2 separate regions of the Homo sapiens genome follow, and region 1 is linked to region 2. The links are chromatin contacts, found by Hi-C or POLR2A ChIA-PET in ENCODE. All regions are on one chromosome and are shown on one strand. The core of a region is the stretch at or near the end of the contact, and the rest is flanking DNA. Distances in the headings are between cores, read along the strand shown. Region 1 overlaps ERC2 (ELKS/RAB6-interacting/CAST family member 2). Region 2 overlaps ERC2 (ELKS/RAB6-interacting/CAST family member 2).

Region 1 (3,516 bases), core at 533-3,032, 33 kb before region 2:
CAGTAGTAATAACAATGATGATGGTAGGAATAGCAAGGAATAAGACTAAACATCATAACGGCAGCCACTCTCCTTTCGTTTGTATTATCAGTGTCAATGCATTGTATTATTTGATCCTCAAAGCATCTGTCTTAATGTTGACACAGGCTCTGCATCACAGAATGAACAAGTGGTGATGCTTAAGAGGACATCTCTGTGTCTTCATTTGGCACATCCCAATCTACCCTGGGCCCACCTACTCTTTTCAGAGGGAGATTTGCATCTTACCATTTTCTTTTTCCACAGGTTTATGTCATGCCCTTTAGGCTCTCCTATTCTAGAAACAAATCAAGGCACCCCTGACCCACTAACATTTGCCGTATTTCATTTCTTGGTTAACTGACTCCATATGCTTATTATATGTGTCAAAAAGTATATTATTTCTGGATTATTTTATCTGAGCGTTATTTGTACATGGCGTGTTCACGTGCACTGAACCACCTCCATGCAGACTAGCAGAGACACCCCGTGGAAAGCCAGATTCAGTGATAAGTGAGCATTTAGTTGGGATGTCCTCAGGGTGATCTTCTGACTTTCTCTACTGTTGTGATCCAGTCATCTCTTGGCAAAGCAACATATTAATTGTACATTATAGTTCAGCCATCTTTCTCACCAATGTATATGTGAAAATTCTTTAATAATGCATTAAACAGCAACTGGAATATGTAACTAATTTTTACTACTTAGTCTATTTCAAGTGTTTCTGAACTAAAGTGAAGGAATACTTCTGCCTCTATATGCAGCAAATATCAAAGAGCTGACCCATGTAACTATTACAAAAAAAAATATCACGGAGGTAGGGTCTTCAAGGTGCTCCTAATCAATTTTTCACAACCTCACTAAAGTATTTGCTTACATTACAGACAGTAGACGATTACATTTAAGGAAGAAGGGGATGGGAAGATAAAATGGCTTCAGAATGTGTTTCTGAAGAATCCAGTTTGCTCCTTGACTATAGGCAGTGGGAAGCACATTAATTTACCTGTGATATTACAGGTTCTTTGATGTCAATGTGTTACTCTGTCCGTGCTGTGAATTTGCCTTTTTCAGCCATTAGAAAAGTACGAGACTGAAACCTACGGTCTGTTTTCATGTGATAACCTTGACACTGGCTACTGTTTGGTAGGGGGTTTATGTCACGGAGGGGTGCTGACACTCTGTAAGTAAAAAAGGTTAAGCCCAATAGCAAAGTGTGTATTATGAAAAGTCCAGTGTTGGAATTTACTAACTTTTAAGGAAACTTCAACCAAAATGCTAAAACTTCACAAGTACAAAGAAGAGCTCGTTAAGCACAATTTAATTACTCATGTGTGTAAAAATCTACTTCATGTAAGTTTAAGTGCCCTGCTCTTCAAAATCAACCATAAAACTTGAAAGTGTCAGTCATTCAGATAATTGGAAACATATAAATTTAAGGAATGTGCAGCTGTAAAATTAACTACTGGACTCATTTGAAAGACTAGATTTACTAAAGGTAAAACCTGCTGTTTTCCAAAACCCTTTTTTCCTCCATGATTATGTTGCAAGGGAAGAAAAAAACAATCTTCATCATACTTCAGTGAATTTTAATGTTACATTTTTTTGTTGTTGTTTAGTCTTTCGTCCTTGAATATTGAGAATGGAAACTACCATGTTTATCATACTTATTTTGACCTTAACCTTTTTTTTTTTTTTTTTTTTTTTTTTTTTTTTTTTTAATGAAAGAGACTTAAAACGTCCCAGCTGGTCTGACTCCCAGAGAGGGGGAGGAGACAATAGCGAACACTTCTTCCTGTGCAAATGTGGAGAAGATGAAGTGAAACCCGAGTGATTTAAGTGAACTGTGGAGCAGTCATATTATTGTATTTGCGAAGAATCTAGAAAGCTGTTTTTTAAAATTGTAAGATGATTGTAATTTTCAAAATGACAAGAAGAAATGCACAGCAATACACCAATTCAGGGATTGTCTGTTTCCTTTAGAATACCATTTGCAATGTGCTTTAATTTATGCTCTGTTGGATTGGTACAAAAGGAGGAATTTTACAGATAGGTAAACTGGGGGAGGCTGAAATGTCATAAAACAGAGTTGCTTCTGAAGTTTGGCTTAATTGTCAAGGAGTAAAAATTTATTCCAAATTAAAATTCCTCTGCAAAGAACTAAAAATATCAAGAATTAGTCAGAGTCTGTAATCTAAAAAGAAAAAGGAAAAACCACCTTATCTGGTGGAATTTAGCGGTTAACCCTCACCTTAGCAATCCAAGTGTTTTGAATTCCCAAAATGGACTCTCTTTTAATATGCTTAAGCCTTATTTGTTGGTAGAGATCTTACTGAAGACTGTATTTGATCCATTCACCTTCATTGACATAAACCCACCATAACCTTCTTGGAAAACGTTACGCAGTTTGAGCTTTTTGCAGGGAGTTGGTTTGGCTTTTAATGTGTAATAAGAAGAGGGGAAAGATCCCATATCCACACTTCCTTATATTAAATGGCTGGATTTTTTTGGCTACAGATATGACCCACCTTGTCTGAACGCCAGCCCTTGGCGTGTAGGCTAGCGATGTCCTAGGAGACAAGGAAATCTAAGTTAGAAAGTTGTCAAATGGGGACAGGCATCTGTAAAAGTTAGAACACTGCCAAAGATAGGGCCACTGGGAGGCTCTGCAGGATGGCAGCAAGCCCTCCTCCTCATTGGTCTGCCCCTCACCTTTGGTGATACCCGTCAGAGAAGAAGTGGTTCTGAGAAGGATGAACTTCTGGAAAAGCGTGAAATGAGAAGAGGCAGAGTTTGGGGGATCTTCCTCAGTATGAGTGGGGTGGCTGTGGTGTGCATAGTTTGGAGTTGGGGAACCCAAGTCTCATGATTCGGCTTAGCCCATTTCAGAGTCCTAGACTACCTCAGTCACAGGTTCCAGTCCCTCCATCCTTTGGAAATTAATAATTTCGTAGATACAGCTTTTTGCACAAAAGATTTTTAGATGAAATATGAGCTCTGCCTCTTCTTCATGGACTTAGAACAATCCATGTTATTTTTGGGGAGAATAGCAGATTATTGGAATCACCTGGCACAATTCACAAAATTGCTGGGAAATATTGGATAGCTGTGAATTTTTTTTAAGTCATTAATATTTCAGTCACTCTGATAGTCATCAGATGTAATTCTCTCCAGATGAAAAAATGGGCTCTATCGTTATTTGAATACAAAAAATAAGAACTCAGAGGTATAAATGTATATATATATATGATATTTATCTTGATTTGATAGAATTTTTTTTCCAAGAGGAATATTATCTGAGCCTCAAATACAATTGACTTTTAATGATCTAAGAGTGAAAACAGTTAATACTCACTAAGAATTTTGATTACATTTCTTAAATTGTAAGCTATTGATAAATAATTTATGTTTATGTAAGTGGTAATAACCTAAATTATTAGGATGTTCAAAGTGAACAATATTTATAGGTTTATAACTCCTCCTTTTCCTACTCCATTAATT
Region 2 (3,309 bases), core at 667-3,166:
ATTGCTAGCACATTTGCTGAATGCTAGTAGGCATTCAGCAAATATTTGTTGAATGTATGAATGAATGAATAAATCATGATGGCAAGAAAAGAAACATCATTGATCAATCATGATCCTTGTTCCCTGTAGGTAAGACTTAGCCTCATAATTCTCACCCCAATATTCTAGGCAGCCACCACCAGTCTGTAGGGCTTGATAGAGAAGATGAGGCCTGTGTGTCAACTGATGACCACAAAATGGCACCACGCCCTTTCTTGCCACATTGCAAGACACTTTTACAGAGTGACTTTCTCCATGGTTGAACTAATTGGGGTGGCGGCAATTTTGGACTTTTATTCCAAATTTTTTTACCTTCTTCTAGTTCAAATCTCCTCCAATTTCTTGGGCTCTTTTTGAGTAAAATGTCACTGAGTTCTCAGAAGTAGCAGAGATTGCTTGCTGTTATGAAGGGAATCCGTCCATTTCATCCCTGAAAACTCCTGAGTATCTCATAAATCAATTTGCCTAGAAATGTTTTAACTCTTGTTAAACATCTGTCAATAAAGCTAAAAGTGATATGAAATGAGTTCAGAAATTCCAATTGTGCTTAACAATAAAAGAATCTTTGTGATGCTCTTCAGGTGTTGACATTTGGGTTAGTTCTAGGCTGAGCATGGTATAAAGGTAAAAGAGCAGTACAAATTAACTTTCTGCTACTTGTTGCATTAAAAAAAGATAAAGGATTGATTCTAGTTTGGTAGAGTAGATATCTAAAACTATCCAACTTTTGTATTCCTTTCACTTCTGTTTCTTTACAGGCACATACCTCTGATACTTTTACTTCGCTTCTTTTTAAAAATAATCTTGCTTGCAGATTTGTGCAGTTTTGAGAGAGGGCCTCAATTGGGAATCAGTTAAATTTTGATTTGGTTCTTTTTCTATGGAGGCCAGTTCTAAAAAATATAAGAAAATTACCACCTTTCCTTTTTTGGTGTCTTGGAGCCAATCTCCCCAACTCTTTTTCTTCACCCTTGAAAAAAGGACTGACATCAAAATAATTAATTCTGAAATCACTGGATTTGCCTGCTACTAAGGGGTTTTTGAAGAAAGCTTAAAACTAAATCTTACCCCGTAAGCCGTATTCTCAAATGCTCCCCTGTGTGCTGAAGTAGTGATACACACATCCTTGATGAACATGCCTTTTTAAAATGAGGGCCAGACATTATTGTTTAGTTAAAATGAGAACCAGCTTATTTCTCAGAACTAGTTAGACTATTTTTGAGATCAGAGATAAATTGTACTTGGTTTTCTTTTCCTTTTCCTACCAGTTCTGGGCATTGCTTTTGGCCACCAGGAAACACATAGGTCAGCTAGAGCAGGAAGGCATTAAGACCAGGAGACTAGTCCCCTGGTTCTCTGTGATCCCCCTCCCATGGGGTTTGCAGAAAAAAAAGTCCCATGTCTAGGTAAACATTCTGGAGGCCATAACAAGTTGCATGTAATGTAATCTATTTAGGTAGAGCCTCTCTGCCCTGTGTTGTCCGAAAATCATAGGACTGTCTACAAGGATTAGTCTACAAGGATTAGTCGCAGATGTGGTAAAAAATGGGAGAAGGCAGAGGCTGCCCTGGAATGTGTTCAGGAGAGCCACCTACAAGGATGGAATCCTAGTCAAAATTGGATCTCAGCAGAGGTAGACCCGTCCTGTCCAGGAAAGTAAGAAGCACCTGAGTGGAGTGTTTAGCCAGACATTTCTTCTCCCCTCTGCTAGAAGCCACGGTTGTGCTTCCCATTTACACTTTCAGTGCTTCATGTGCAGATGACTTTTAATTACCCTTTATGGTTCAGGAGGTTAGCACAGTTAAACAGCAGTAGAGGAACCCCATGCAGTAGGGTTCCCATAGCCTCCTGTTGTGTTTGGATTACCTCCAGAAAAGCTTGATTTGATCCCAGCATTGTAATGCATCACAGACTTGGTCCAGATCAAATTGCTAAAATGCAAATGTATTGGTTTTTACAGCAGACCCACTTTGGGTTAAGCTGTTTGTGTCCCACCGGTAGAATCTAGCCACATCTCTATTTATTTTTGACTTCAGTGCAAAGTGTCTTTACAGTCTATTCTAGAGAACCCCTTTTAATAAAAAAAGAAATACTCAGATCTGGCAGGTTATTCTTATGGAGGTAAAGCCTGAACTGCTCAGTGTTACTGTAAACAATTTCCTCTTAATGTCCAAGCAATTGGGTAAGACACTCATCTGCTCTCTTAGCCTGGAAACATTCTTTATCCTAGGCAGCTGGTGCCTCAACCCCAGTACTCAGGGAATCCACTCAGTTTGCCCTTGCAACAAAAAATAGCACTCAGTGAATATGGAGGCAAAGTATTTTCTCTGATTTCATGCATTTTTCAAATCCCTATCAGAAGGGCATCTTCCCAGAGCATCAAGCTGACCTGATGGCCAACTGTGTGAGTCTCTCACTTGAGTGTCTTCCTTGGGTGAAAGCTCTGTTTTAAACATATTTTAGTTCATCTCCCTAAACATGCATGGAGCACTTATGGGCACTCTTTGGCTATAGGAGGTGTTGATTTTGTCCTTAAGCCTTGGAGTTTTATCATCTCTACTAGCAGTATCATAGATACTAGCTCATGAAAGATAAAATAGGACAAAGTGCTATTTTTTTTTGTTGCAGAGATGTTACTGAAGTTCAAAAACCTTTGCCTGCTGGAGGAATCAGAGAATGCTTTCTACATAAGTAGAAATTCCCATGAATTCTGTGATTGGCAATCTGTAGCCCACCTTTTGTGACAAATGCCTATTTAACCATGATACTTTCTCTTAGGGTTTTAAGGATCCCAGTACAAGTATTGCTAGTTTTAGGAGGAGTGGAGAAACTCACTCTTTGCTTTTTAAGTATTAGTTTAGAAAAACTTGAAAAGATCAACTTTACCATTGTGTTCCCTGGCTTTTAGAAATGCATAAAGGGGGAGGTGGCTCTGATTTTTAAATTTCAGAGTGATTTGCCAACTTTGCTTCAGTAACTTGAAGCACCCCACAGCACTGAGCAGTTGGCAGAGCATATCAGAATAACAGGCTTAGCTGAAGGTGACCAAAACAGGGAATAGCATGCAAATGCCAAGAAGATCTCTCACTGTGCTCTCTCTCTCTTTTTATTCAAATTTCACATCTGTGCTCTATTTTTAAACATTTATTCTTTAAGTGATAACGCATGTTTTACCAAGCCTCTTATTGGATTAGACATGTTTGAAATCCCTTCAACTTTAACCTGTTCATTACCGCCTCAGAGAACATTCAGATCCACCACCAAAGTAGA

What was found. Hi-C counts contacts between places; a loop is a spot of excess contacts on that map. ChIA-PET counts read pairs that join two places held with the same protein, here RNA polymerase II (POLR2A). Pooled maps may share reads with other maps.
Region 1: a loop to region 2 is called in a map of OCI-LY7, with 4 times the contacts of the local background. The contact joins two enhancer-like sites. A Hi-C loop is called at or near these places in 2 of 168 maps with a recorded cell type or tissue (OCI-LY7 and mammary epithelial cell) and 1 of 50 pooled maps. POLR2A ChIA-PET finds 5 or more read pairs at or near these places in 3 of 52 experiments (HEK293, OCI-LY7 and activated naive CD4-positive, alpha-beta T cell).

What each region holds. Positions count from the first base shown.
Region 1 is chr3:55,757,682-55,761,197 of GRCh38, reverse strand. All of the region lies in intron 14 of ERC2 (ELKS/RAB6-interacting/CAST family member 2), which reads left to right. Among named protein-coding and RNA genes, the nearest start is that of MIR3938, 93 kb to the left of the region's middle. Within about 2 kb of position 1,782, at least 2 of the 41 ENCODE cell types and tissues checked have a DNase peak (open chromatin) inside an H3K27ac peak, as active enhancers do; they include OCI-LY7, where a contact is called at or near this core.
Region 2 is chr3:55,724,863-55,728,171 of GRCh38, reverse strand. The region is part of intron 15 of ERC2 (ELKS/RAB6-interacting/CAST family member 2); the gene reads left to right. Among named protein-coding and RNA genes, the nearest start is that of ERC2-IT1, 67 kb to the right of the region's middle. Within about 2 kb of position 1,916, at least 2 of the 41 ENCODE cell types and tissues checked have a DNase peak (open chromatin) inside an H3K27ac peak, as active enhancers do; they include OCI-LY7, where a contact is called at or near this core.